2 separate regions of the Mus musculus genome follow, and region 2 is linked to region 1. A link is a loop called in an ENCODE intact Hi-C map of the cell type or tissue named here. Cell type or tissue: heart. All regions are shown on one strand. Each heading gives the region's core, and the rest is flanking DNA. Links, peaks and the distances in the headings are about the cores only.

The links. Hi-C counts contacts between places; a loop is a spot of excess contacts. Peaks named below come from ENCODE experiments on the same cell type or tissue, not always from the same donor. Only the 100,000 strongest peaks of a DNase experiment are listed, where the experiment ranks them.
Region 2: it touches region 1 in a loop (5-fold over the local background); 6 of 42 quality-filtered maps call a loop at or near these places.

What each region holds. Positions count from the first base shown.
Region 1 is chr17:13,752,140-13,764,074 of GRCm38, reverse strand. It overlaps Tcte2 (t-complex-associated testis expressed 2), which reads left to right and starts at 2,672. Exons shown (of 3, transcript NM_022311.3): 1 at 2,672-2,789. It overlaps Afdn (afadin, adherens junction formation factor), which reads right to left and starts at 3,534. Exons shown (of 33, transcript NM_010806.1): 1 at 3,297-3,534. The coding sequence starts at 3,401. In heart, for the core only: no CTCF peak of the experiment used is centred there; DNase peaks (open chromatin) are centred at 2,804, 2,974 and 3,734; H3K4me3 peaks cover 4,844 bases; H3K27ac peaks cover 3,880 bases.
Region 2 is chr17:13,695,143-13,707,821 of GRCm38, reverse strand. No RefSeq gene overlaps it. Among named protein-coding and RNA genes, the nearest start is that of Gm24867, 26 kb to the right of the region's middle. In heart, for the core only: a CTCF peak has its summit at 6,401 (motif pointing left); DNase peaks (open chromatin) are centred at 7,371 and 7,951; H3K27ac peaks cover 5,413 bases.

The sequences.
Region 1 (11,935 bases), core at 1-8,000:
CTTCCTAGTCCACCTCTCCTGGCAATTCTCCATGTTATTTTTTGCACACATCATGTGTAATATCATCACATGACTTCTCAAGAATAACCAAGGAATTAGAATGAATCATGTTCACCTATAATAAAACACATGTGGGTGTACACAAATTCTGGATTATTTCTCCCCAGAGGCAAAAAGGCAACAATGAATTAAATAAATAGTGAATGACTAAAAAGTATCTCATGAAGCTAAAGTCAGTAACTTAGCAAAGTTTATCAGCATAACCTTTATGCAAAAGTCAGAACAAAACAAATTTTTACTATGTGAACAATTTTCAATGAATTTTTATAATTTTTTTTGCCAGGAATATTCAATATTTCTTTCTTTATGCTTACTAAGTACCAACTGTGACAGACAGCAGTTCTGCAAGGATAAATATTTCATTTCTTGCCTTGTGTAATGAAGAGGGAGAAAAAAACAGCAATTCTGATGACAAGTCTAGGTAAGACCTGGGGATGACCAGAGAAGACTTCTTAAACAGTACTGGAAAATAACAAAGATTCAAAGGGGCACTCTCCCATTAAAATCATCAGAAATCCCTAATTTCAAAGCCCTAATTTTAAAAGGAAAGAGTCCAGTAATGCTTTGAGAAAATGTTTATCAGTTTCTATAGTGGCCATGGTATTAATTGAGTTAACATCAATCTCCCAGTCATAAAATGTTCACGTTGAGTTTAGACTGTTAACTCTTTTTTTCAAGAAGTACACAAGTCCCAAGTTAAGGACTGACTGAAAACTGCTCAGCAACACCTTGCTGGTTCCCAGAACGGGTCCCTTTACACAGAACTGTAAACGTGAAGGGAAGTGCAAGCTTAATCAGGATGATGCATTTTCTTTAAAGGTAAATGTAACCCACAGAGAAAGCGAAGACTCATCCATCAGTGGCTATCACCACCAGACACAACCAAGTCACAGGTGACACTCAACACTGTACCAAAATAAACAAACAATAGAAAACACTCATCATGCTCTCACCAACAAGCATAAAAGACTGCCCAATTAAACAAATACAAGGCTTAAACCTTCCCACAAATCAACTTCTGCAGGGAATCTTTTCAATGGTCACTGAACATCTACAGGGGTTGGTGTACTTCCTATCCTCTTGTAGAAACCTGCTTAATTGTAACAGCCAAATGGAATAAGAAGCAAACAGGATGGTAAAACTGTTTGCAGATGCAGCTCAGACACAACAGGCTGCAGCCACTGGTCTTACACTACTCATAGAACTCAGCTTACTTATATGATATAGTGTGCTAATAAAAAACAGCTTCAAATTGAACAGAATAATTTTAATAGTACTCAAAGATTCTCTAAAACAACAAAATAGAAAATGTGAGCTAGCCATTACATTTTGAAAACAAATTAATTTCATTATGAAAGGCTTTCAATTACAAGTTGTTTCTAAAAATAGAAATGTTCAGATGTAAGAGAGGGTAATGAAAAAGATAATTTCATTTAAGTCCTGTAATTTTTTTCATTGTCTACACAACTCTTTACCTGCAGAAAACTGGGGGGGGGGGGGGGGAACATTCCACAAAACATGCAACTTTACTGTTCATCTCTCCAAAATGATAAAGTTTCAAGTGAATGCTTATAGAATAGAATCCAGTTAAATCTAAAATATTTAATTTAAAATGTTTTAAAGCTAACTCCTCAATTTAAGACTAAAACACTAAGCTGTTACTTCTCAACAGAAAACACATCTTTTCTTAATCAGATAAGAACTCTGGGGGAGGGGGAGGAACAAGGGAATTCACTTGACTAGCAATATTTTACTTGCAAAGTTTATCCTGCCATTTAAAAAAAAAAAAATCAAGCTAATTATTCTGAAAGACAAAATAATACTGAAACTATATTGATTCAGGGCTCCTTTCTAAAGAGTCGCTTGTAAGGCTATGAACGAACACTAACTACACAGTAAATTTGCTTACTAAAATACAACTCGTAAAATCGTTACAGAAGATGAATTATGAATCAGGAGTAACTTAACATCCACCGGTGTTCAAATTGGCCACCTGAACCTAATAATTTACCTTAGCTTGTCAAATAGGGATCGAGAGAAAGGGCTCTAACTAGGTCAAGTGTGCTCACAAGAAGGTGAGAGGGAAGGAGAGGAAAACCTGCCTTCCTCCACCGGCAAAATTAAGTCAATCTGAGAAGACTGCTCAGATCTACCAAATCTGTGTTCGCGGCTAAGCGCTGGCTGCTGTGTTTCAGCAAGCACCTCTTAGGTTTCAAAGCCAGAGCTATTTCCAAATCCGGCACAAGTCCTGGGTATAGTGTGGGGTCGCGTGGAACAGGTCTGCCCAGCCACAACTTAACCAAACGCCCTTTGGCCCGCTGTCTAACGGAGGCTTCCCCGAGGCTTCCCGCCGGCCACGGAACTCCTCCGACAGTCTCCCCGGTACCAACCGGCTGGCTGGATACCGGCCCTCACCCCACCCCCAAGATCGTCCAGAACGCTTCCCGCAGCCCCGCTGCGTACCGCCAGCGCACGGGGCTGGAGCAGGGGTTTATCTGTCTGCCCGCTGCGCGCCACCGGACCCCGCCGGGCTAGAACGCACGCGCGCCGTGGGGCGCACGGGGCTCACACCGCCGCGGGCATCGGCCGGTCACGTGGCCTCGGAGGGGCCGAGATCCGCGTCCCGACGGTTCGAAGACGCCATCAAAGAAACCGGCGGCGAGGAGCGCATCCCGCAGGGGAAGGCCCGCGGCCTGCGTGGGCCGCGACGGGGACCGGTGCGCTGGCAGGTAAGGGCCGGGAGGGCACAGGTGGGTCGTGCCGCACAGGTGGGCGGCCAGGTGCAGTCCTGTGGGCGCAAGCGGGGCCTGAGGACACAAGTGCGCGCCTGGAAAGGATGCGGGTGACACAGGTGGGGTCTGAGGACCCACGTGGGTGGCCAGGCGGAGTCCCGGGGACACAAGTGCACGTCCAGGTGTGTCTCCGCGCGCAGGTGGCCGGCCCGCCCTCTGCGCCGGCCACCAAGCCGCCCTGGACCCCGCCCGGGCGGCGGGGCACCGCAGGAGGCGACAAGGACGAGCGCCCCTAGGGACCCCGCTGGCCAGTACGGTGGGCGGAGGCCGAGGGGACAGGGCCGCGGGCGAGGGCGGGTCCGCGGGCGGACGGGCGGGCGGGCAGGCCAGCGGGGGAGGGGCGGCCGCGGGACCCCACCGCGCTCTGCCTCCCGCGGCCTCCGCGTCGCCGGCCCGCGCGCGGGCCCCCTCCCCTCGCACCCCGGCGGCGGCGGCGGCGCTCACCTCGGTCGGCTGGCTGATCTCGAACAGGTCCAGCCGGTTGGCGTTCCAGTGGTGAATGATGTCGGCCAGCTTCCGCCGCTCTTCGTCGCGGCCGCCCGCCGACATGATCGCGGCCGCTCCTCCCCAGGGCCAGCCGGGCCGGAACACCGCAGGCCGCCTCACCGCCGCCGCCGCCGCCGCGCGTCCTCCGCCGGGCTCGGCCCGCGTCCGGCCCGCGCCGCTTCAGCCCGCCTCAGCCGCGGCCGGTGCGCCGAGCGCCGCCCCCCGCCCTCCCGCCGCCGTGCGCGCCCGCCCGCCGTGCGCGTCCCCGCGAGCGCGCGCCGCGCCGCTAGGTGCTGCCGCGTGGTCGCGCGCGCGTGCGTGCGTGCAGGGGCGCGTCGGGTGTCAGCGGGCCGCACTCGCTCTGTGCCGGAGGCGTGAGTCCTCACCGGAGCCGCTCGGTCCTGCGGCCGCGCTCGGTCCGCCCTGGGCAGGCTCAGGGGTGGCGGACGAGCTGGCGAGCAGAGGGGCGGCGCCCTGACGGGCGGGGCGACCCGGAGCTGCAGAGCGGGATGGACAGGTGGGCGTGGGCTGCGCGGCCGGCGGAACTGGCCGGCCATCCCGCCGCGGCCCTGACGCCTGGGCTGCGCTGGCTGCTGGGGTCAAATCCCAGCTGACCTTTCTCCGGAGGAAAGATAAATTATTATGGTTGTGTGTGAGCGTCAGTGCAAATGTTTTCCGAGCCCTCCTCCGGCTCAGGGTGCCTTTTGGATCCCCCGCATTCCTCAACCCCGGCCAGGGAGCGGCGGCGCCCTTTGTGTCTCCGCGGAGCGCATGCCACCTCGGGGAAAACAACGAATCTGAGTTAGAACGGGGAGAGAGAGACACTAGCGTGAGTTTTGTTAATCTTTTAAAGCCTCCCGGTGAACCTAGAAACCCAAAAATTATCTTGAACAGCAAATGCTCTGGGGTTTAGAGAACGTTTGTTTCTTTGTCTTTTTCATTGCCTCTTCCGTGCCAAAAACAATCTGTTTGCTGGAGAACACATCCGGAAAGAGCTGTTTTCCCCTGTTCATCCAGGTAAAATTGGTGTTTGGCATGCTCTAAGGGAAAGCCTTCACCGGAGCTAAGAGAGCAATACGCTGTATTTGACATGCCCTCTTTTATTTCTGCTCTCTCTCCCTTTTCCAGTGAGAAGATATGTTTTCTCTCTACCAGTTAGATTTCTTCTTTTGTCAGAAAGAAGAGCATCTGTCCTCCAGGCTGGGCTTTGTCTCCGTTTGCTCTGCGACTGCACTAGCGCAGCAAGGCTACATAAGGAGGCTTTTCAGCAGAGGAGCCTGGTGTTGAACTCGTGCCATGGGGAATGAATTCTTCTATAGACCCCTCGTCCTCTTCTGGAAGTTAAAGGGGGGCGATTTGCAAAAAAAGCATATGTGTATGAATGTGTCTTCCTGTCCTAGCATTTTGTGCCTTTAAGTCCTTGTGCTTCTGAGTGGACTCGACTGTCAGTGCCGCTCAAGGCCCTCACTAGCCTCCACACTCAGAGTTCCCCTGACAGAGCCAGTGTAAACTGGTTTTCACAGCATGAGCTGTATTCCTGCTGAAGAACTGGCTTTTACAGAATTTGCAAAGCTAGCAATTAGACAACTAACACCCATGCCACTGTGTTGTTAAAGGGAACATTCAGTATTGCTAGAGACCGAGAAAGGCTCTCTGCAGCGTTGTTTTTATGGGAAGAAATATGTATGTAGAGAAGCCAACAGACAGTGCAGGGCTAAATCCATGTCCGCTGCCCTTGGTTTCTGGTTTACTTTAAAAAGCTCCATCTGTATCATCTTCACAAGTGAACCAGTTCCCAAAGTATAATGCATTGTAAGTATTTAGTATATTGATAACGGCTTGAAATCTACAGAATACCTGTGATTTTTCTCACAGCCGAAAAGACCCGAACTATTATGTGTTCAACCAAGGAGAGCTTTAGGCTGGGCCCACTATTCCACTAATCCTCATTGTTTGAGACGCAGCGATAAATGGGGAGTGGTAGGCCAGGCCTGTGTTCCAAGAACAGGGAGGCGTGGCAGGAGGATGAGGAATTGACCTCCTAGAAGTTGAAGAAAAAGAAAAGGGAACCAAAACAATGTTCTGAGTCATGTGTTGTGCTATCCATAAAAGACGGAGGGGATGTAGGTAGCCATTATAGAACAGCCTACATCCTGAATATGAAGGGGACAGGTGCTTAAGCCAAAAGGTTTCCAAAGTTCATGAGGTCCTAGGTTCTGTCGTCAGCATCATAGAGTTATGCTTAAAGATACTCAGATGACAGTAAAGATGAAGCCCTGATCCTTCTTTGTCCATAAGCATGGTGACTGGTCACACCTGACAGCAGGATGTGGAAAAGGAAGAAGAGCCTAAAAGCCCCCTGAGCTTTGTTAACCACGTACAATACAGAAACAGATTCAATGAAAGACTGTATGTGAAGTCAAACAAAGTGCACTAGATGAGGCTGACTGTAATCCGGTTAGTCGGTTTTTGAAGATTTAAGTTTCCACTTTATACTTAAGTCTTGATCTTCCCTTTTAAAGGTATTAAAATATGTTAGTTGTATATTAAACAATAAGAATCATCAGTACTGAGCCAAGCAGTAGTGACACCCGCCTTTATTCCCAGCGCTCAGGCGGCAGAAACAGGTGAGTCTCTGTGAGTTCGAGGCCAGCCTGGTCTACAGAGAAAATTCCAGGACAGCCAGGGCTACACAGAGAGAAACCCTGTCTCGAAAAACAGAAAAACAAAAAGCATCAGTACTTGCATAATGGGAAAAATAGGTGAGAATAAATAAGTTAATAAACGTTAGTTTTCCTTCCCATTTTTTTTTTTTTGATAGTCTCATGTTTTTCAGACTGGCCTTGTATTTATTATGTAGCCAAAAATGACCTTGAACTTTGATCCTCCTCTGTACTTCCAGAGTAACAGGGCTGGGGCGGTGGGGGGAGGGCTATCTATATGCCATCACTTCCTGCTTGTGCTGTACTGGGAATTTGAATACTTGGCTTCCTGTATGCTAGGCAAGTACTCTACCAACTGAACTATATCCCCTTTGAAATTCATCTTCAGTAAAGTATTCTTAAAAACAAAAATCCTACTGGGGCTGGAGAGATGGCTCAGCGATTAAGAGCAGTGTCTGCTCTTCTAGAGGTCCTGAGTTCAATTCCCAGCAACCACATGATAGCTCACAACCATCTGAAATGGGATCTAATGCTCTCTTCTGGTGTGTCTGAGGACAGTGACAGTGTACTTACACATACATAAATACATCTTCAAGAAAATCTCCACAACCTATATGTAATCTATATGTAATAAAGCCTTTTCTGCCTCAGTTTGCACAAGCCCCAGGAAAGAAATACCAGAAAGATGATGAACCAACCCATCCCAGAAAAGTAAATGACACACACAGCAACTGTTGTCTAATGACCAACAGATCATCTGACTCCCAGTAACTTCAATACTTTGGCAAGTTAGTAGAATGTTGAAATATTTCAATTCTATACTTGTACAAGTCGGCTTACAAATCATGTTAATATATCAAATCAAAGGATGGTCTTTAAAATGTAAAGTTAAAGGATGTAATAAAGGCAGAGGCAGCACTCATGTAGAGATCGTCTTCCACAGAAGCCCCTACATACAAAGGCTCTTCTAGCTTGTTAACCTTAGAGACCAGACAGCTAACTCCTTTTCAGAACCTGCAGGCTAGAAAGCTCAACGTTGATTAGTTTCTTTATGCAAGGAACAAGGGAAGGGAGAAAAGAAGGGTGGGAGGGAGGAATTCTAGATTAGGTTTCCATGGGTATGTACTTTACTTAGAATCTTTCTATCCTGTTGTATTTCTAGTGCCTGATATTTAGTTACATTTAGAATTCCTCGTAAAATTTCCAGAAAGCAGTCTTTATAGAGAATTGTGATAGAAAACAGTCGTAGAAGCAGGGAGTGGTCATGCCCTTTAATCCTAGCAGGCAGATCTCTGTGACTCAGGCCAACCTGTCCACATAGTGAGTTCCAGGGCTACAAAGTAGGACCCTGTTTCAAAAGAGGGACGTGACAGTGGAGCTTGATGACAAATGGTTAGATCCACTACATAGTGTTAGTATGACATCACCTTCTCCCTGGTATGGATAGACAGGAGCTGCCAAGGCAGTTGTAGAGTGAATCTACCTGTGTTCAATACCCAAAACTGAAAACATAAAAATAAAATGCTGCCAAGATAAGCCACATGATAAACCTTATTTCCACACCAAATCTTTACAAAGCCTCCACCAGTACTAGGAAGACATTGCATGCATAATGCATACTATAAGAATAAACCAAATTTATCAACTTATTTTGTATGTTTTCATGTACCTAATTTTAAAAATTATACATATGTATAATATTTAATATGGGCTATATAAAGAATGTATGTGTGTGTTTAATTTTGCTGGAAAGCTGATACTCTAAAATGTAAATTCCCATTAAATCTTTTTTTTAAAAAAACAAGGTCTCTGTACGAAACCTAGCAAACACTAGGCCCTGGGTGATCTGAATGAAACTCACTATGTAGACAAGACTTGCCTTGAAGTCTTAGAGATTGCACCTACCCGTGCCCCTGCCTCCTGGTGTGGATATTGAAAGTGTGCAGTACCACACCTAGCTTTAAAAGGTGTGGCCCAGACTGGCCTCCACCTTTTCAGCATAGTCTACTGGCATGAGCCACACAAGCCACAGATTTTAGTTTAGAAGGAAACAGAACATATCAACTGAAAAGAAAATGCCATTTAACAATGCCTCACCAACAATAAAAATAAGAGAAACAAAAGGCAGTGTTGAGAAATGCCTTGTTCATGAAATTCTGAAAGTGTGCCTAAGAATGTTCCCTAAGAGAAATCTCTTCTAGCCGGGAGTGGTGGAGCACGCCTTTGATCCCAGCAGAGGCAGGTAGATTTCTCAGTTCAAGGCCAGCCTGGTCTACAAAGTGAGTTCCAGGACAGCCAGGGCTATACAGAGAAACCCTTGAGAGAGAGAGAGAGAGAGAGAGAGAGAGAGAGAGAGAGAGAGAGAAAGAGAGAAAGAGAGAGAGACCTCTTCTTTAGCTACTTGCATATCTGTAAATTAAAAAACAAACAAACAAAAAAGGGTTTTGCTTGCTTTTGAAAATGCCATGCCACTTAAACATTTTAAACGTGCTATTGACATTTTAATGCCATGAGAAGTGGAAGCTTGACTCTGGCCTTCAGTTAAGATGGTGTTGTGAATACAGTGTTGTGAATATGTGCTCTGGAGTGCTCTGCCATTGCCACATATTTGCCCTAAATAGACACCAGGAATAAGGAGGAAATGTGGATGTCCAGTAATGGAAGCAACTGGGATGTGGCTGAGCACCCCTGGCAGAAAGGGAATACACAACAGCGAGAAGGGGCTCGAAGGGGGAGTCCTGCTGGACATTGCAACCTGTAGCAAACAGATCATATACAGGGCTAAGCTCTTGTTTGGGTGCGGAATGATGGTTAGAAATGTGGTGGAGAAGAGAAAGCTACTGCCAAGTGTAGCGTCCAGCTGTGATTATATAAAGCTTTGCACCAGAAGAGAAGCCACCAGTGCAGGCGTCTGACCAGTAACTATGCTAGCCCATCCAGTGCAGCTGTCTACTCAGTAACCATGCTAGCTCATCCAGTGAGGGGATCTGATTCATCCGTCAGGATGCTCCCTTAGCCACAGCTTTCCTTATAGCAAGAAAGAAGCCGAGCAAAGAGAGTACTGAGCATAACAGAAGCTAACAAACCAGGAATTCCTAAAGTGCACGAAGAGACTGGGTGCCAAAAGACCTTCACAGTCGGCAACCTAGAGAGAAATTCATTCCAGAGGAATTAAAAGCATATTCTGAAAAAGAGCTTACAAGTAAATGTGTTTTAGTAACCTTAAAGGAAAGTATGAGAAGATAATGTGGCATCTAAGAAATTGTAGAGGGGGCAAGCTGGGAATGAATAGTGGGGCATACTTAGGAGTACCAGATCAAGGCCAACCCAGACTACATAGTCTTTGTCTCAGAAAGAAACAAATTAGGGCAGTGGTGATGAATCCCTTTAATCCTTGCACTTGGGAGGCAGAGGCAAGGGATCTCTGTGAGTTTGAGACCATGTTGATAATGTATAGTCATACTATGTGTCAGTCTCCCTCAGTGAGTCTGATGCTGGTTTGGGATTGATAATCATTGGCTGAAATAAATCTTCAGGTTCCACTTGACCTTGAGACTGGGTCTCTTTTCCAAGGTCATCACAAACCAAGCCTCCTCGAGCACAGCTCCCAATAGTGTTCCATTTGTGTTCACAGCCAGTGAGACCCTAGCATCAAAGCCAACCATCCAGTTTTTTTCTGCAGCTTTATAGTCTTACAGTGTTGTGTGTGAATTCTAAGCAGAGTATCTGTCTCCCTTTCTCCCCCTCCCTGTACCTCTCCAGCTTCATACCTCCTCTTCGCTCTGCATGAAAGCCCCCTTTTCATACTCACCGGATGAAATCCTGACCAACTCTGTTGTTTACAGGCTTCAACTTTGCACTGCTGAGCTCACAGAATTGCACTTTCCACCCTGTATAAAATAAGCATAGCCCCGTGACTTGTTTTGTTCAGAGAGCCATGAAGAACTAGCGTGTCACCTCTGGTGTAAGCAGTGGACTGCCCTTTCTAACCTTGCTGCAGTGACCAGAAAAAGAGACATTGGAGATGTAACAATGACCAGGAGCTAGGGCTCAGTCACAGTCACAAGACATGGGCTCTAGAAGGCCAACAAGTCCCCACAGTGATTTTTACAAAAATCAAGTTCTGTTCTAATGAGCCCTGGGTTGAGATTTGAGATTCCTTCTGGAAGCAAGATAATATGGCCCATCTAGACTCAAATATCTCCATAGACCCAGCTAAGTACCCTCTGGCACTCAGAGCTCCTACCACCACTTCCTAACCTGGAGCATTTTGTCTCTTCCTTGGAAATTGTATCTCGAAATGATGGAGTCAATATGACTTTATATTAATTCATCTAGCTGCCCTTGGCCATTTAATGCCCAACTGTCTTTCTGAAACTCAGTTCTCTTACCTGAACAATTAAGATTCTATCTTAAAATGTATGAATATCCTTGATTTAAAGGTTTTTGTTTGCTCAGATTTAAGTAAACAAGTCCTTCCTTGTAACGTTGTTTAAAAAACAAACAACAAAAACCCACATCAGGACCACGTGTGCAACTCTTCACTGATATTAAAGTTTTCTACACTGATCTGTTGTCTCTCCTTAGGACTAAAAACAACAACAACAACAACAACAACAACAACAACAAAGCTATGAAACATAAGAACATGCTCAGAGAATATTTTTCTTTCTTTTTTTTTTTTTTTTTTTTTTTTGGTTTTATTGAGACAGGGTGTCTCTGTATAGCCCTGGCTGTCCTGGAACTCACTCTGTAGACCAGGCTGACCTCGAACTCAGAAATCCACCTGCCTCTGCCTCCCAAGAGCTGGGATTAAAGGCATGCGCCACCATGCCCGGCTCCAGAGAATATTTTTATTTGTGACTTATAAGACAGTAGTTACAAGACTACATAAATAAACATCTCCACTTAACATGTTTACCCATGTGTACATTCTCTAGGTGCAGATGCCCAGCCATGACAGTTAACATGGCAAAACACCACTATATAGTTTCATTAAATCATCAAGGATAGGCCAGGTATGGTAGCACACACCCTTAGTCTGAACACTAGGCAGGCTGAGGCAGGTGGTTCTCTGTGAATTAGAAGCCAGCCTGGTCTACATAGTTACAGGCCAGCAAAGAACAACACAATGAGTCAATTAAATAAATAAATAAATAAATAAATAAATAAATAAATCAGATTGGCTGGAGTGATGACTCTGTGGTTAAGGGTGTGCAGCATTCTTACAGAGTACCAAAGTTCAGTTACCAGCACCCATATCAGGGGCAGCCTCACAACATCTTGTAACTCCCACTTCAGGGGGTCTAGTGCCTCCCTGAGGCTTTTAGGGTGTTGCACCCACGTGCCCAAACCCACACTTGGCCACAGGCATAAATACACACACAACTAAAAGTAAATCTTAATTACCATAGAAAATACCTTTTTTAACGTTTTGGGGTTTTTTTTGTTGTTGTTTTTTTTTTTTTTAATAGCCTCATGTAGTCTGGTCCAACATCAGGCTCACTGTGTAGTAGAAAATGGCCTTTAACACCTAATCCTTCTGCCACAACTTTGAGGTACTAGGACTATAGGCACAAACCATCGCACACACCTGAATCTTAAAAGTGAATTTTAATTTAATGGTCATTAAAAAAAGTCAACTAAAAAAACAAAAAACAATCAATTATAAGAAAAGTTAAACATTATGAAGTGAAAACTTTAAAGTTATTCATATCTGTCTTAAATTAACTTTGGCCTAGGATTCTATCTTAAAATGTATGAATATCCTTGATTTAATGCTCTTTGTTTGCTCAGAGAGATTTAAGTAAACAATAGTGGTAAAATAAATGTTTATTGTAGATTGATTTATGTTTTTAACAGAAGAAACCAATCACTGTTTAGATACTAAATCCTTTAAAGTGTCATTGGGACCACCGTAGTTTCAGCAGGCTA
Region 2 (12,679 bases), core at 2,826-10,825, 59 kb after region 1:
CAAGTCAGCATCAACCACAAAGCCATTCTTCTACCCACAATGGTTCTATCACTTATAACCAAACACACAGTTAACCATGCTTTCTGGGAGCACACCGAACATCGGCTGAGAGTCACTCTTCCCTTTGACAGCCTATGTGTCACAAACTGTCATGAGCAGTTGCTTGCTGTCAATTCATCTCAGGTGAGATGAAGAAAGAAGAGTGGTGTAGGTACAAACATTAAGAATAAAATCAGGAAGAAGTCCCACAATAGTTCAGTCCCACAACTACAACTGGTCTTGAGGTTCAAACCAGTATTTATAGCTACAGATTGTGAGTGGCTTGTAGCGACTGTGACCAGTCAACTTTCAAGTGTTGTAAGTTGATGATTGTTAAACGTCAAAGAAACCCAGGACAAATGGCTGAAGTACCTATTAAGATATCAAAGAGGACACTGGGGGCCAGGCTCTTTCAGCGTCTCAAGTACCTGTAATAGAGTCTTGGCTCCTCTCAGGACTTCTCACCCCTGCAGTCTGTCCTCTCTCCTCTGAACTCTGCTTCCCTTCTCCCAGCTTCTGATTCCTATATAACTCAGCCATCTTGGCCATGTGCTCTCTTGGTCTTCCTGTGCCCTCTAGCTCCTCATTCTCTTGGTTCTTCTCCCTCTCCTGGTCCCCTCTCATGTTCGCTTCCTCATATCTATAATAATAATGATAATAATAATAATAACCTCCTCAGCCATACTCCGAAAACTTCCTGTCCTCATTTTCATTCGATGGTCAGTGGAAATTGTGCTCAGGACTTTTTTCTAAGGTTGGGAATCCTTGCTATGGTATCTTCCCATCATGCTTTGCAGTGCAGGGGCCAGCCATGCATGGATACAAAGGATGAGTCAACACGTTGCTAAGCGTGGTGCTCAGTGTGTTAGGTGTATTATTATTTTATGATTATTATTGAGACAAAGTATTATGAGTGTTCTATGCCAGGAAACTTAGAAGCATTTGTGTTTTTCTCCAATGTCAGAATTTATTGAATTACAATAAATTCATGTGCTATGTTGGTTTCTGATGTTGTAATTTATAAGCTGCAATTTCCCTTGATTGCCTCTCTTGACAGTTCAAGTGGACCACACGAAGCATGGAAGCCATGCTGAGCAGACACACATCGGGTGGTCAGATAGCCCTAGGTCACCATCAGTCTGGTGCTATTTTTCTTAGTTGGGTCCAGGTGAGGGTGTCACAGCCCTTGTTGGTTTGGTGTGTTTGATAGTTTCTTGGACCTGGCTTTTCTGATATGATTTTAACATATTGTGTGTTCAAATGTTCCCACCCTAGCTATGATAAGTTTATAGGGTGGTACCCTTTTAGATGGTAGGGTTATTATTTGTCAGTCTGTGTCTCATGGTTGGTGCTAGTACACAGTGCAGAGCAAGGTTCAGAGTCATTGTGTCTGCATTTGTACCCAAAATGAAGGCAAGATCTGCTACGTGAAATGGAGTCAGCCACCTAGCTACAACTCAGCTGGAAAGCCCCTGGATAGATTATACATATGAACTAATTTAGAGCAGGGCACAGCCTGATCCCCACACATAGTAACATTAAGTAGCCCAGGGTGGCCTTAAAATCGTGATTCTCTTCCCTTAGCCTCCCAAGACACATGATTACAGATATGGACTTTCCTATCCAGCTTTGTGAATTATTCATTATTTATTTTGATGTTGGTATTGAATACAGGCAGGCCCTCATACATACTAGAGGCAAGTACCCTACCATTGAGATAAATGTATTTTTTGACTTAATCTTTTCAACTAATGATAGATTTGTTGAGGTAACACCCTCTTCCTGGTGTAAATAGAGGACACCCTCTCTTCTTCTGCAGTCTGCTGTGTTAGCTCCCTGTGCTCTCACCAGGCACCTTCCTTGGCTGTCTGTTGAACTTCTAAAGGGTCTAAGCCATTGGCCGCACCCCTGAATTAAAGTCTAGTCTTTCAGTAATCTTTAACTCAAGACCTGGCTGTGGCAAGAGTGAGAGCTTCCCGCAGGGAGCTAGCTGCTACATCCCAGGCTCCTCTTCCTGGCTGTGCTGGAAAAGCATCCCAGCCTTCCCTGGCACCATCCTCAGTATCCCTGCAGCCGGCACAGGCCCCCACCCCCATTCTTTGCCTGTTGACTCAGATGCATGAGGACCCCTGAGTGGCCAGATGACATCTTAGCTTCCAGCTGAATGAAGTCATTGTTGTCATTGCTCCCTGGTGGAAGCACTCCTCCCCATGGACCCAAGGCCTCTGTCCTAATAGAGCCAAGGTCATGGAGCTGGGAAGCAAATATTTTGTTAGTGGCTCCCTCGAGGCAATGGAGAGTGAGCCAACTCTTTCACTCTTTAGCAGCAAGACAAGGCAGTGGCCCATGTTTTCTTGCTATGGATGAAGATAAACACATTTGACCTTTTTTGTCATAAAGAAATAAATGGAATAATGAAAACATTTGGAATGTGGGCATTGCAAAGCCAAGGAGGTACCTAGAGCCTCTGGCATCTGCTCTTCTTTTTCTGCATCACCCACAACACTAGCTTTTCTGCTGCGCTCATCCCAGCAGCACACGCACGCATGGGATTGGAATCTATTCTTTTACATTTGCATTTCTCCCACATAATGCTTCATTCATTTAGTTACTAAGTTATCCACACATCCCATCATCTGCTCACTCAGCCTTCTTTCATTCATTTACTTACTTAACACGTGTTTATTGAAAAAAATTCTGAGCACTATTCTAGGTGTAGAGGGTTATCCTTGTAAACCAGGCATGTAACGATCTCTGGTGTTATTCACCTTGACACCAACAGACTTCATTAGGTGACAAGGGGTGTTGGGTGGGAGGGTTAGTGGGGGGGAGAGATGGGTGATAAATAGAATTTGAATTTCATGAAAAATGTTTTTTTTTTTTTTTTTTTTTCGAGACTGGGTTTCTCTGTGTAGCCCTGGCTGTCCTGGAACCCACTCTGTAGACCAGGCTGGCCACAAACAAAAAATGAAAATTTTAACCTCAAAAGATCAAGACAATTAATAGGCAAGGCAAGCCTGAGAGGAAAGCTATGCATGACACGTGACTGCAAGACTTGGATCCAGGCTGAGGCGCTCCAAACCAACAATCACGGGGCAAGACACCGTACAGAAACCAAGAGGATAAAAGATGCTTGGCATCGTGCATCAACACAGAGGTATCAATTAAAGCCGCGGCGAGCATCATTAGGGTGACGGTGACATTGATGAGAAGCCTGCACGGACTAAAGTCAGACATTCACTTCTCAAGGCCAAGACTGTAGCTTGGTGGTAGAGCACATACTTAGTGATAGGTTCTTTTTTTCTTTTCTTTTCTTCTTCTTTTTTTTTTTTTTTTTTAATTCTCCCTTGGTGACACAAAGGCCAGACTAGAGCAGATTAAACTTAGCTAAAGGCAGGTTTATTAGAAGGCAGCTCTTCAGTGGGTTCACAGGTAGAGGTCAGTGAAGTCACACATCCAGGGGGTTTTATAGAGCTTAGGTGAGAACTGATAACTTATCAGCGAGGAGCTGGGATTGTGCCCTTATGTGGTCAAAAACTGAGACCCTGGGTGGGCACTCTAGAATGCCTAGCCGGAAACTTGGAGATAAGGAGTGATAGCCTGTTAGCCTGGAGTTTTTTCCCTGTGAGGGAGGGGTTGGGGGAAGGGAAGAAACCCTGGGGCCAGCAGGGGTTCCAACCTAACACTTAGCATGCAGTTCGACCCAGGTTCGACCCCTCTCTCCCTAAACCAAAAGCCCGGCAGTCCCAACATACATCCTCCCTATAATCTAACAATCCCCCTCTCGCCCAAGGAAACAGAGAAATCTGCATCCACTCAAAGGCTTGTTCTGGAATTTACAAGGCAGACCAAACTGGAAACAATCCCAAATGGGAAACAAAATGTCCAGTAATCAGGAAGTGAGTTACCAATGGCATGGTGTTCACAGCAGTAGGACACCATTTAGTAACAAAGTGACAGATGGCAGACATAAACAATAGCATCACTGGGCACCAGAGAAGCCAATTGTGGACCGCCAGACCCTGTGGGGCATCTGCGTGGGGCATCTGTGTGGAGGCCTGAGCTGTAGCAACAGCAGAGGAAGGTTTGATTACAAAGTTGTGATAGGGAATTTGGAGTTGATGTAGGAGAGAGTGACAATCCACGGAACATGCAGGGACTCTGTTTATCTTGGGCGGAGGATCCAAAAATCAAAGGGAAAAAACGGGTAAGTGCTTGGCTCCTTTTTTCTTCCTTGAGTTCAGCTTGAGCCCCTTCTCCTGTGGAAGGCAGGAGCTCCCTCAGGCATGGACAGGCCACACAGCTGTGAGCTGCCAGCCTCTCCTGAGCTCTAGGGTTTGCCCCCTCTGACTAAGGGCGAGTGCTTTGGAACTCAAGTTTCCCCCACATGTGTGCTTTGCATGATTCACAAGTCGACTCTAGGAGAAGTTCAGCAAGGAAAACAAACTGTGACATACGGGCTAGGCCAGGCCCTCACAAACCAGATATGAGACTGATGCTCACTGGTGAAGATGGGCCAGCAAGTAGGTCAATAGGCTCTGCCTCTCCCGTCATGCACTCACCATCCCCATTCTTCTAGGGTGTGAATTTGTTGCAGAAAAACGTTGAATGTGAGCAAAAGTGTGTGAAGAAAATGAACCAGTAAGACTTCAGTAGTCATCCCTGGGTTCCTCCTCTTTGCTCTATGCCTTCTTCAGAACTGTGATTATAGTGGGTATTCCATGTCAACATATTTGTAATTAATACATACCAAAAAGGATACATGCAACTGAGTATTATTTTGCAATGCAAGGCTTAACTACGGCATGGCATTCCACCTTATGAAGGTACTATAATTTACCAAATTGGGTATGTGTTATTGGAAAATCTCTCCACACTTTCTAAGATCTTGAGCATTTGTGCTTGTAGATGTTTTCCCAACATCTCCCAAGGGTGGGATGCCTTTCAGGGTGTCCTAAGAGCGGGACAGCTAGGTGGCTCCAAGGAGAGCTTGGCTAGGCTCACCCAAGGAGAGTTGGTATCAAAACTTGGGAACCAAACAGCGAACAGCAGCCAGTACTGGGTCACTGTGGTCTTCTCATTCACTGGAAGACAGTCTCTGAGCCAGAGGAGACTTTCCTGGCAGGACATTTTATTTTGAAAAATCTATTCAAACAATTGTTTTTTTAGGGGCTGGGATGATGGCTCCAGTCAGTACTTGCTATGCTTGAATGAGGCCCTGAGTTTAGACTCCCAGTATCCATATTTAAGCCAGGCATGGCTCTGTGCGTGTGTGTGTGTGTGTGTGTGTGTGTGTGTGTGTGTGTGTGTGTATGTATGTGTGTGTGTGTGTGATGTAACCCCAAAACTGGACATGGGGCATAGGGAGTAGAGACAGCTAGAGTTCACTGCCTAGCCATCCAATCAACTTGGTAAAAGCCAGGTTCAGTGAGAGACTCTTATCTCAAAAACTAAGGAGTAGAGTGACTGAGGAAGACACTCCACTCTAACCTCGGGATTGCACACATGCGTGCATGCATGCATGCACTCGTACATGCACACGTAGACACATGCAAACACACACGGAAATGTACATATACCACCTCTACACACACAAACATAATTATACCTTGTGGGATGACAAGCAGCCGCTGAGTAAGAATGCAAACCGTAGTGTTGTTGCTCTGAGTTAATGGAGTCTGCTGTTCTGGCGAGCAAAAAAGGATAAGGTGTTCTGCTGACCAGAGGGGCTGGGAAAGTGATCTAGGGAGTCTCTGTCACTATTCAGGTCCACCAAGGTAGGCAGGCTTGCTGGTATGGTATGTCCTACAGAAGGTGGCAGTCTCCTTCATCTTTGCAATGAATCCATCTTGCCCCAGGTGAATATCTGTCCAAAGCAGTGTGGATATTGTGGTTACCACTCCCAGGCACTGCATTCCATTGTGTTCTCTTTACTGACATAAAGTGGGGTGTCAGGAGGACCCTGAGGTCCACATAACAGCTTTGGTATCAGTGCGGGCAGAACCCATAATTCCCTTTTCAATTCAAGTTACAAAGGACCTTTCCCGTTATGGATGGGGCCAGGGAAAGGGGGGCTTTTACACCCTTGCATCCCCAGACTCTGCTGGCAGCTCTTTGGTTTGAGTGGTGGCTTTGGGCCACCCACACCGCTGGATCCCTAGAGAAGTGTGAGGGCCTCTTCAGGTCACACATCTTTTCAGAGGAATGGTAGGAGAAGAATGTTTGCTCAATTTAAAACACAGATTCTCAGGGGCACAGATGGCTCAGCGGTTAAGAGCACTGACTGCTCTTCCAGAGGTCCTAAGTTTAATTCCCAGCAGCCACATGGTGGCTCACAACCATCTGTAATGGGATCTGACTCCCTCTTCTGGTATGTCTGAAGGCAGCAAAGGGTGTACTGATATACATAAATAAATGAGCCTTAAAACAAACAAAAACCATGGACTCTCCATCTGTGTGGCAGAAAGCCTTGGTGGCGAAGGTCCTTAGCACAGTTGCAGGCTCAGCTCTGACCTTCATCTGTGTCTGGTAGCAGCACAGGAGCAATCCAGCTTCCCCAGTGAGATCCCCAAGCCAGGGTTCAAGGAACCCACTTCACTTTGTCTCCTGTGTGCTTCGTGCATTGGACTTTCTCCAGGATGGGCTCTTTCAGCCAAGAAACACGGGCTTCCAGCTATCTTATGGGCTGACATGAAGAAGGAGCATACACACAGAACATCAGAGAGGAGACGAATAACCAGAAGACAGCTGAACGAACAGGAGAAAGCCTGCCTCACCTGCTGCAGGCAGCCTTTGCAAACCTTTGCTTGGTAGGCAGTTCCAGGGCTCTGTAGGGCTGAGAGCAGGGTCTCCACAGGAGGGGCTTACATATGTGAGGTCAGAGCAGGCAGGGGTCAGCCAGGAGGGCTCTGAGGAGTTATTCGCATACTTTATTGTCTCTTCAGACCCTGACAGCATGGCTGGGCTGGATGCCAGCAGAAGGTGTAAACTTCTGTCTCACTCTTTTGGAATCCTGGGGAATTTACAGAAACTCTCTGGGGTGCTCTTAACATGTGGAATGAGGACACCCTGCTCACTAACTTCACAGGTATATGTGCTAAACACAGGACCCTGGAGCAGTCTCTAGGTGCTCTACCTCTGCATGCTGATTGTGTCCTGAGGGGAGTTGGATGGCTCCAGACACCTCAAGGTTCTGTGTTGCTCAGGCCTCAGAAGCCTTGCAGTATTGGGCCCTACTGAGGCTGCCTCTAGGTCTGAGGTCCCAGGCACCAGGCCACACCCTCCCTGTTCACTCAGCTTTCATCCAAGTGGATTGGAGCTGCCGCTGCGAAGCATAGAAGAGGGCGGAGCCAGCCAGCTCCACATTCTGCAGGCTCACTGGGGAGTAGCTTTGAAAGTACTGTAATTTAACCCAGATCACAAGGGCATAGCAAGTTCAGGGCACCATCCTGGGCACTGAAAGGCCTGTTTTTGTTGTGGCTAATGGGTATGGTTGTGAGTAGGGACTTAAATAGCCTTTTCCCTCCAGGATAATGGCCAGACACTGTCAGGAAGTTGCACAATGTCAAATCTGAGTCCAGGACACAGTAGAGTTAAAAAAGATAGAGTGGAGTAGGTTGAATGTCAGCCTCTTTGGATGAATTTAGGCCTTTGTCTAAAATGAGCTGTTTGGCCAGAAAGCCCACACTTGTGCAAACACTGAGAGAGGCCGAGTCCACTGTGGAGCAGGGATAATGGAGGGCCAGCAACTTTAGGAGGGTTCTTGTATCGATTCCCAGTCATAGTCTTTGAAAAATGCCTTACTTCGGAGGAAGAGGATCAAACAGTGGGGCTGGATATGGGTCAAAGGTTTCAGGAAGGCTTCTGTGTCCACACACGACTTCCTTCCTCGCTCAGGGAATGCAACAGGAATCCCCGCCCAGGACTGTGTTGGCTCAACAGCCTGGGAATAGTTTCCAAGTTGGAGTTCCCCACACAGGTGGACAATGTGGGAGAAGCTCCTAGAACAGATGACTAGATAACAAGGGTGAGACAGAATGGTCAGACCAGAAGGAGGGACCGTGGAATTCAGCGGGTGGAGGGGCTGACCGACAAGGAGATGAGGAATAAGGTTGAGCTCATGAGTCTGGGTGTTGGAATGTAGAACCGGCAAGCTGTTGCTTTCGGGCACACTGTGCCACGGGGGGGGGGGGGGGAGGGGGTTGATAAGGAAAGATGAGTGTCCTTTCCTGCCTCTCTTCCACTTTGGGTTTGTCCCCTTGTTCCATGTGACAGAGAGTCAATAGTCTTGGACACAGCCTCAGGGGACAGCAGAGGGACAGTCTCTACAGTGGCCTTCCTGGGTATGGCCTGTCAGATCTATAGTAGGGAAGAGGAATGACAGGTCGCATGAAGGACAGCCCAGCCCAGACAGAGGGCTTCTGTACACAGAGGGAGGGTGGACACACAACTACACTCAGACACAAACATCCCTCAGTTTCCCAGTCTCTAAAAACCACATGAATTGCCAGGCAGTGGTGGCACACGCCTTTAATCCCAGCACTTGGGAGACAGAGGCAGGCAGATTTCTGAGTTTGAGGCCAGCCTGGTCTACAGAGTGAGTTCCAGGACAGCCAGGGCTACACAGAGAAACCCTGTCTCAAAAAACAAAAACAAAAACAGAACACATGAATTTAATATTTTATTGAATATCATTTGAGACAATATACTTCTGGTCCTGTGGCTGTCACAAAATAGGCCCCAGTAAATGGCAGCTATCCCCAAAAATGTTTTTAATTATACTTAGTAAATTACATTTGCTCATGCATGTGTGCCATGTGATGTGTGTGGAGGTCAAATGGCAGCCTGTGGGAGTCTATCCTCTGCTTCCACGAGGGACTGAGCTCAGGCTATCAGGCTTGGCAGTGTATGCCTAGAGCCAATGAGCCATCTCTCGGGCTGTGCTATCTTTAAAAATGACTTTATTCTTTTGGAGAATTTTTAGTCTCACAGAGAAGCTGAGAGGAGGATGTAGAGATTTCCCATGGACCTACTCCCCTCAGGCAAAGCCTTCCATTTTCCCCAATGTCTCAGTTGTAGTGGTGAGTTTTTGCTACACCGCTTTATGCTTCCGGTTGGTCGTGCTTCCCACCACTCAGGAGATCTTTGGATCCAAGAATGAAACACACACACACACACACACACACACACACACACACCCCTCAGCTTATTTTTAAAGTGCCTTTACTACCTCAAAGGCTAGGCTCTCCTAAACCACCCACCTGAATTCTCACCTGGTTGGTTGGCTTTCTCTCCTGCAGCTCCTGCGTCCCATCCTTCTCCCCCAAGTCCTGGGGAGTCTCGTTCTCCTCCTGCCTACTGTGTCCCAGCCCACACAGCTCTAAGGATTCCGCCCCTGCTCCCTTTGCCCAGGCATTGGCTGCTGGAATCTTTATTGATCCATCAAAAAACCAGTTGGGGACAAGGACCTTTAGCATTGGGATACACAGATTCCTGGTTGAACCAAAGCATTAGAACCAATCTCCAACACTCAATAGTACATTTGCTGCACAAATGAGTGTCTACGCACCCACCACCACCCAGAGTCCACATTTGGCTAGGGTTTACTCTTGGTGTCCCTTGAGAGTACAGTGACTTTTCTTTGTACATGCAAGTTCTCACTGCCCTGAAAGTCCCTGGCTTCTGCCTGTTCACCCCTCCCAAGTTAGCTTTCTACCAGTGTAACAACCTTCTTGAAATTATCAACCTCAGAAAGGAAAAAAAAGGGGTTACTCGGGCTCACACGGTTAGAGGTTTGAGTCCCCAGCTGATTGTGGATTGTGACCAGGAATTCATGAGAAGAAGCTGTGTCTGCAGAGACTGGTTGGTGGATTAAAGCTTTTAGAACTGTGGCAGAACTGGAATGTTGCAGGTCCAGAGGCCAATTACTGTATCTCAGGCTAGCTTTAGCCCTCTGGAACAGCCAGTTATTCCTTGTCCATTTCTGTGCAAGAGCTAAAAACCTATGACTAATAGATAAAAAACTTTTTGGAATCTATTAACAGACTACTAGTTTTCACCAATGCCAAAGCTAAGACTGCCATCACATAGCATTTGGGCTGATAGGAAAGCTACTCCATCTTGCTGTTACCACTTCTCTGATGTCCCCAACAATGTATTTTAAACTTGCCTTGATTTATGACTGTCATTTTTATGATTTTTGTAAAACTATAAAACTTCATGAGACTGCTTTCATGTTGAAGCTTGGGATTTGGAGTCTGTATTCCTGAACCATGGTCACTCAGACTAGCTCCAGAACGAACTATCTCTTATTTCCTTTAAGACAATAGTTATGGTTTTTGCACAGATGGCATGGTTTGTTCACCTCGTGTCAATTAGGAGCAAAGATCCAGACAAGAGCCTGGAGTCCCAATATTCCTCAGTCATTCCACACTGCCAAATCTCACACTTCCCCACCAGGCCTCACTTTTAATAGCACCAAGCCAAGGGCCATGCTTTCTTTTTCTTTTCTCTTCTTTTTTTAAAGATGGATTTATTTATTTATTTATTTATTTATTTATTTATTTATTTATTTATTATATGTAAGTACACTGTAGTTGTCTTCAGACACTCCAGAAGGAGTCAGATCTCATTACGGATGGTTGTGAGCCACCATGTGATTGCTGGGATTTGAACTCAGGACCTTCGGAAGAGCAGTCAGAGCTCCTAACCGCTGTGCCATCTCTCCAGCCCTGGGCCATGCTTTCAACACACAGGCTTTTACAGAACATCCAAGTCCCAAGATGCACCTCCTCCCACGTAATCGCAGGTAGCCACTGGCCTTACTGAGGTCAAAATACTGTAGAGCTAAAGTTAAGATTGCTTCTTCTAGGGCTGGAGAGATGGCTCAGTGGTTAAGAGCACTGACTGCTCTTCCGAAGGTCCCGAGTTTAAATCCCAGCAACCACATGGTGGCTCACAACCATCTGTAATGAGATCTGATGCCCTCTTCTGGTGTGTTGGAAGACAGCTACAGTGTACTTACATATAATAAATAAAAATTTTTCAAAAAGATTGCTTCTTCTACCGTGTAAGTTTTTTATTTCCTGTCAAGCTTGAGAGATTATTATTTTTTTAAAGATTTGTTTGTTTGTTTGTTTATTTATTATAAGTACACTGTAGCTGTCTTCAGACACTCAGGAAGAGGGAGTCAGATCTCATTACGGGTGGTTTTGAGCCACCATGTGGTTGCTGGGATTTGAACTTCGGAAGAGCAGTCGGGTGCTCTTACCCACTGAGCCATCTCACCAGCCCCGAGATTATTATTTTTTAGTGTTAAATGAGATTCCACTATGCATTCAGCTGTAGCACAGTTTTGTTTATTTGTCTGAAGGCCATCAGGGTTACTTTTGATTATGAATACAACTGTATATGAGCTGCCACGTGAAGCTTGATAAGTCCCGAGTCCTTTGGAGTTAGAGCTCATGGATTTTTCAGCATTAGGTCTGCTGTAGCTCTGGGTTCCTGGAGGAACACTTTGTAAGCCAAGGAAGTTCCCTTCCATGCCTCATTCTCTGGGGGCAGGGAGCTGATATTTTCATAACTGAGCAAAAAAGGGTTAAGGAGAGCTCACATTTAGAGCTGGTAAAAGGTACTCATGTCGAGGACATTCCCAGTGTTCCAAGCAACACGTCGAGTGCCCTTGTGAGAAGAAACCCAGCCAAAGGCTACAAAGAGCTGACCTGGGATTGGAGCCCAGTACACCAACAGGCTGTTATTTTCAAATTTCTTCAGGCGAAATTCCTCCAGTGGGGCTGGGAGGAAGGAATATAAGTGTCTAACAGTACCCCAAAATAGGGCTGCAGTGGATGCTAGGAAACTCACCGTGGTCCTAAGGTCCTACCAGCTGGCTTCAGGCCTATGACTGCCACCTATGTGTGAGCTCAGCCTAGCTCTAGAGCCCATTAACTCAGGGAAAGCAAGTAATGACCCAATTTACTTATTTAAGATTTATTTATTATTATATGTAAGTACACTGTAGCTATCTTCAGACACACCGGAAGAGGGCGTCAGATCTCATTATGGGTGGTTGTGAGCCACTGTGTGGTTGCTGGGATTTGAACTGAGGACCTTAGGAAGAGCATTCAGTGCTCTTAACTGCTGAGCCATCTCTCCAGCCCATGACACAATTTATGAGAAATGCTTTTCAAATGTTTTTTCTTGAGATAAGTCTGAGAATGAGAGATGGGGTAGAGGAGGTCCCTTCTTGTGTGCTCAGGTGACCTGGTATGGTCTCCTGCGACTAGCTGGTGCCAGATCAGGTGACCAGGTTTGTCTCCTGTGACTGGTTAGTGCCAGATCAAGTGACCAGGTATGGTCTCCTGTGACTGGCTAGTGCCAGATCAGGTGACCAGGTATGGTCTCCTGCGACTGGCTGGTGCCAGATCAGGTGACCAGGTATGGTCTTCTGTGACTGGCTGGTGTCAGAACAGCTAAGGACACAGAAATCTTGCTTTATGAACACTACTCTGTCCCAGTCTAGTGATGATTGAGGATTCATTACTGTTTTGAAAACCACACTAAGGAAGTTACATTATTATAATCTCCTGTTTGACTCTGAAATCTTGGACAAGAGTAGAGACGGGTTCACAGATGTCCCTTC